2 separate regions of the Homo sapiens genome follow, and region 1 is linked to region 2. The links are chromatin contacts, found by Hi-C or POLR2A ChIA-PET in ENCODE. All regions are on one chromosome and are shown on one strand. The core of a region is the stretch at or near the end of the contact, and the rest is flanking DNA. Distances in the headings are between cores, read along the strand shown. Region 1 holds the start of RIPOR2 (RHO family interacting cell polarization regulator 2). Region 2 overlaps RIPOR2 (RHO family interacting cell polarization regulator 2).

What was found. A loop is a pair of places that touch in the nucleus more often than their neighbours do. ChIA-PET counts read pairs that join two places held with the same protein, here RNA polymerase II (POLR2A). Pooled maps may share reads with other maps.
Region 1: a loop to region 2 is called in a map of OCI-LY7, with 4 times the contacts of the local background. The contact joins the promoter of RIPOR2 here to the enhancer-like site in region 2. A Hi-C loop is called at or near these places in 19 of 168 maps with a recorded cell type or tissue (B cell, CD14-positive monocyte, CD4-positive, alpha-beta T cell and 13 more), 37 of 37 single-sample maps with no recorded cell type and 22 of 50 pooled maps. POLR2A ChIA-PET finds 5 or more read pairs at or near these places in 22 of 52 experiments (A549, B cell, CD4-positive, alpha-beta T cell and 15 more).

Annotation. Positions count from the first base shown.
Region 1 is chr6:24,934,618-24,937,317 of GRCh38, forward strand. RIPOR2 (RHO family interacting cell polarization regulator 2) reads right to left here and starts at 1,343. Exons shown (of 22, transcript NM_001286445.3): 1 at 1,221-1,343. The coding sequence starts at 1,281. All of the region lies in intron 2 of LOC105374981 (a long non-coding RNA gene), which reads left to right. RefSeq lists an enhancer at 2,056-2,225.
Region 2 is chr6:24,854,776-24,857,475 of GRCh38, forward strand. All of the region lies in intron 8 of RIPOR2 (RHO family interacting cell polarization regulator 2), which reads right to left. Among named protein-coding and RNA genes, the nearest start is that of ARMH2, 57 kb to the left of the region's middle. RefSeq lists an enhancer at 1,226-1,520. Within about 2 kb of position 1,361, at least 9 of the 41 ENCODE cell types and tissues checked have a DNase peak (open chromatin) inside an H3K27ac peak, as active enhancers do; they include B cell, CD14-positive monocyte, CD8-positive, alpha-beta T cell and 2 more, where a contact is called at or near this core.

The sequences.
Region 1 (2,700 bases), core at 93-2,592, 80 kb after region 2:
TTTAAAAAATTACTGAATAGAGTTTTTTAAAAAATTGCTAGACGTAGTTTCTTGCGGAAAATAATCAAATTCACGAGATTCTTGAGTCCAAATTTCCTTTATTTAGGTGGCTCCAAATTCTAAAAAAGCTTTTGCCTATAGCCCAATCTCATAGGCAGCATTTGAACAAAACATCCATCCAATGACTAGATCATCCCTTTAAAATCGCAACCTTTACAGTTAAATTCCAGTGGATAGGTCAAGTCATGGAAAAGCTGCAAGATGAGAACAGAAAACTGAGCAGTGCCAATGGGGATTGGAAGCTACCAGGGCTCCAGTATCCCGACTTGGGAAAAAAGAAAATTGGAAAAGGGAATGGAGGGTTGGAGTGCCAAGTATGTGTGAGGAAGAGTAAGAGAGAAGGACCCAGGCCGGGCATGGTAGCTCACGCCTGTAATCCCAGCACTTTGGGGGGCCAAGGAGGGTGGATCACCTGAAGTCAGGATTTCAAGACCAGCCTGGCCAACATGGCAAAATCCCATCTCTACTAAAAATACAAAAATTAGCTGGGCATGGTGGTGGGCGCCTGTAGTCCCAGCTACTTGGGAGGCTGAGGCAGGAGAATGACTTGAACCCGGGAGACGGAGGTTGCAGTGAGCTGAGATTGCACCACTGCACTCCAGCCTGAGCAACAAAGCAAGACTCTGTCTCAAAAAACAACAACAAAAAAAAAAAAAAAAAAAAAGAGAAGGACCGAGAGAAAGATAGACAGAGAGAGAGAGACAGAGAGAGAGAGAGACAGAAAGAGAGAAGTGCAAATCAAAGCAACATGGTACCATGAAAAACCACTCCTGGTCCATTTATTTAACTTCTTCCCTAGCAGCCCTGCTGTGCTCAAACCACTGTGACAGGCTTTCCTTAAGGTGTTAGACAAGAGATAGCACAGAAGAGAGACAAGGCAAAAAATTTAGTACTATTTTCCAGCCTAAACTAAACCTTTATTTTAGTCATGACTTTAAAAAATGTATTTGCGGGAATGACTCAACCCCTTGTTCCACCCCTTGCCTTGTGTATTCCTTCAGTGCCTAAGTTGATATTTGCAGCCACTACCTCACTCAGGATGCTTTGTTTTTATCATTTCAAAATACTCAAGTCCTTGCCCAAGCTGGGCAAAAGTGTCCAGTGGTGTCAAAACAAAGCAAAGCAGACCGGAGAGCCTCCTGCCAGAAAGATGCATTTACCTTCACCAAAAACATCATCCTCTTCATCGACCAGGAGCTCCTCAGCATCAAAAAACTGCATCTTGGAGAGGACAGGCGCGAGAAGCAGCAGGCAGCAGCCCCGGCAGTCTCAGCAGTCACACTGCCGACCGAGGTGATTTCCTTTCCTTGGGTTGCCCAAGCCCTCTGGAGGGCAGCTTCCGCATCTGCCCTGAAGAAAGCAGTTTCATTCATATGAATAGGCTTCTTGAGCCTTGTGAAGAGTGAATCCCAGGTGGGGTAATTCTCACCACTGAGGAGAAAGAATTTTTTGAAGAGGGCTGCAGATCCGGTTGGATATGAATACAGATATCACTCAAAGTCTGAATGCAATGAATTCTATTTCAAAGCAACAACTTTCATATTTCCTTAAAGAGGAAGGTGGGTGCTTAACTTTCTTGCTTATGAATTTGAACACAATGGGTTTTGTTGAAAGAGGGAGTTCATATTTCTCATATCTTGGTTTTGCTTCAATTACAATTTATCTGAAAGTAAAGCAAGCCACTATGTTAAACCAAAGCAGGCATTTAGAGGACAGAGCTTTTATTTTGCTCAGTAATAGTTGCATTTTTCTTTTCTTTTCTTTTCTTTTTTTCAAACCTCTTGCATTTAAGGATTGGAAACTTTACAGCATTTAAACCAAACTGAACCATATCTAGGCTTTATGTGGCTCGATTAAATCTATAGTCAATGAATAGATAACTGGTTTTGGTCAAACATCTTGCATTTCACAATATTTACTCAGTTTGATACTTCAGACTGTATCACTAAAGGAGAAAGAAGAAAATGTAACTCAAAAAGCAGTCCTCCCAAAGGGATGAGTGAACACTGAGCTTCTACGCGAGCACCATTGGCTGGCATCACCATATCGAGCTACCCAACGTGTGCCAAATTCTGTCTGGCTGCACAAACAAACACACATCTCTCTGAGTAATACTGAGACTTCATTTCGGGGTTTCCCAGAGCACTCCACTGTGTTGTAAGATCTCTTAGGTGGCCAGAAGCTTAGAAAATGCAAATGGAGATGACAGTGAGGAGCTGTTGACCCAAGGTGTTTATTTTTGGCACTTTATTTACTGCATGGTTTTGAAGATACTCCCAGTGTTACCCTAGAGAAACTGTCCCCTCCTCCTGTAACTGCAACCTTGAAATTGCACCATTTTCTCCCAGAAGAGACTGTGGACAACAGGGTTGGAGAAATCCAGCAGTGAGAAGGGATCACCCCAGAGGAATTCAGGAATCAGACACTGAGGGTTAACTGAGCAGCAACAGTCAGTTCATCCCTGCATTGGTGGCTGCAGCAGTTCCCAAAGACAGTGTACAGCTTGGGTCCTGCTGGGATCACCAATTGTTGTCAATCAGGGCTGGAACCATCCTTAGAGGAGAGCTTGGAAATGTCTGGGGTGTTTTGGGTGGCACAATGACTGGGGGTTATTACTGGTATTTAATGTCTTAGCACTCA
Region 2 (2,700 bases), core at 111-2,610:
CCAGCACTTTAGGAGGCTGAGGTGGGCAGATCACCTGAGGTCAGGAGTTCCAGGCCATCCTGGCCAACATGGTGAAACCCTATCTCTACTAAAAATACAAAATTAGCCGGGTGTGGTGTCGGGTACCTGTAATCCCAGCTACTCGGGAGGCTGAGGCAGGAGAATCGCTTGAACCTGGGAGGCGGGGGTTGCAGTGAGCCGAGATCATGCCACTGCACTTTAGCCTGGCAACAGTGAAACTCCGTCTCAAAAAAAAAAAAAAAAAAAAAAGGAAGGACACAAAACCTTACATAGAGTATAACCTCAGCCATATATAAATGGATCCCCAGGGAAAAAAGTCTAGAAAACCATACCAAACTGTTAAAAATAATTATCTCTGGTAGGGTAGAATTAAGGAGAAAATTAAATTTTTGTCAATAAGTGGTAATTTTTATTTGATTTATAAAAAGATGATATACTTATTTTGTAATACAGAAAAAAGATGTAAAAAAGATCACATACCTTGGCAGGGAGTGTGTATACACAGAAAAGTTGGTTGGATATTTTAATAATTTTAACAAAACTTAGCACTGGGTGGAATGATTATATATGACTTTATTTTTTTTTTGTTATATTTCTCAATGTTTTAAAAAAAGAAGTTACTACTTTCAAAGTGTTTAAATAGAGATTGAAGAAGACACGAACAATTCCTCCCTGTTTACCCAGTAATTTTTTAGAGGCACTCCGAGGAAATAATTTTGATGAGCTGGTCCAGAAACAGCTGTTAGTCCTAGGCTGTTCCCACACAAAGACATCCATATGACAAATGGGTCCCTTGGTACTTCAGCCTCCTTGAGTTGCTATTTATAACCTTTGTGCTCTGGGTTGCTTTTATATTTATTTAAACGTGATTTTACCCATATAAAGATGCTGTGGATGGTATCACACAATGTGTTTTGCCTTCTACAAATAGCCCTGTTAGTACGCTGGAGACTCTTGGCCAGGCATGGTGGCTCACACCTGTGATCCTGTGCTCTGGGAGGCCAAGGCAGTAGGATCACTTGAGCCCAGGAGTTTGAGACCAACCTGGGCAACACAGTGAGACCCTATCTCTACGAAAAATTTAAAAATTAGCCAGTCATGGTGGCGTGCGCCCGTGGTCCCAGTTACTCAGGAGGTTGAGGCAGGAGGATTGCTTGAGGTTAGGAGTTTCAGGCGGCCGTGAGCCACTGAACTCCAGCCTGTGTGACAGAGCGAGACCCTCGACTCAAAAAACAAAACAAAGCAAAAAACCCAGTAAGTTGAGAGTCTTAAATGAACGCTTCTACTTTCACCTGACTTATAAACGTTGCGTGGGTAAGCTGACAGCAAAAAAGGTCCCCGGATGCTTAAAAAAGAAGCATGTGCTGTTACCATCACTTGTCAGTAGGTGGCAGAAACTCACCAGCTCGTCCGTGCCTTCCTGCCCGTGGAGCCAGCACATTTAAAAACAGCTTTCAATAATAATTAGAACACAACAACCCACTTAAAAAGACTTACTGAAATAAGAGCAGAATTAAAGAAGCCTGCATTCTACTAATAATTTTCTGCAGCATTTAGTTAGTCTTTAAAAAAAATACTTCTGAAAGAAAGTATAATCGACTTGTTTTTGTAAATCCTAAACTGGACATGCTAATTCTAATAAAATCCAAAGTGCTCTTTAAAAACCTCTGCAAATTGGTCAGGCACGGTGGCTCACACCTGTAATCCCAGTACTTTGGGAGGCCGAGGTGGGCGGATCACCTGAGGTCAGGAGTTCGTGACCAGCCTGGCTAACATGGAGAAACTCTGTCTCTACTAAAAATACAAAAATTAGCCGGGTGCGATGGTGGGCATCTGTAATCCCAGCTACTCCGGAGGCTGAGGCATGAGAATCGCTTGAACCCAGGAGGCGGAGGTTGCAGTGAACAGAGATAGTGCCACTGCACTGCAGCCTGGGTGACACAGCGAAACTCTGTCTCAAAAACAAAACAAAACCTCTGCAAATTAGTTCAGGATTAATCTATTGCCTGTTTATGTAATTACAATGGAAGACTGGTTGAAAAGAAACTGATCTGACATTGTTACTAGATAAAGGTGAATAAAGGGGAAATCCTTTGAAGGTGTTTTTCCCCCCCCTTTAAAATTACCAGAAATTTTATATCTGAAGAAAACAATGTGAGAAAGGTACTTGGTAGTGATGTTTTTTTCACTTCTCAGCCCATGTTACTAAGCAAAATTTCTTGGAACTGCTGTAGTGGCATCACTGATCCTCTGATTGTAGCAATAATGTAGCACAATGGCACTATCCAGGCACAAACAGCTTTTGTGCCGTGCTTCTTAAAGTTCTATCTGCTGTGTAAGCCACTGGTGGTACTGGCCACGGAATTAGCACTAACAGTGGGGCAATGACAGTTACAGTCTGTCTTTGAGGCCTGGCCAGGTTTCTTACAGGCTCTTGTCTGGGGGCCTGCTGGCATTTTCACAGTTGGAGAAAGCTGCAAGTGTTCTTGACAGTTTGTGATTACCAGTGCATGATCTAGAAAGCTTAATGAAAGCTTTCTAGCTTTCACTCAAAAAACCATCATGGGGGTTACCTCTGAGGATGCGCACTGGGGGCTTGCAGGGGTCATACCTTTGGATGTTTCACGGCGCTCACATATTACTGATCTAACACCTCCTCCACAGCCTCGTTTGGAGGGT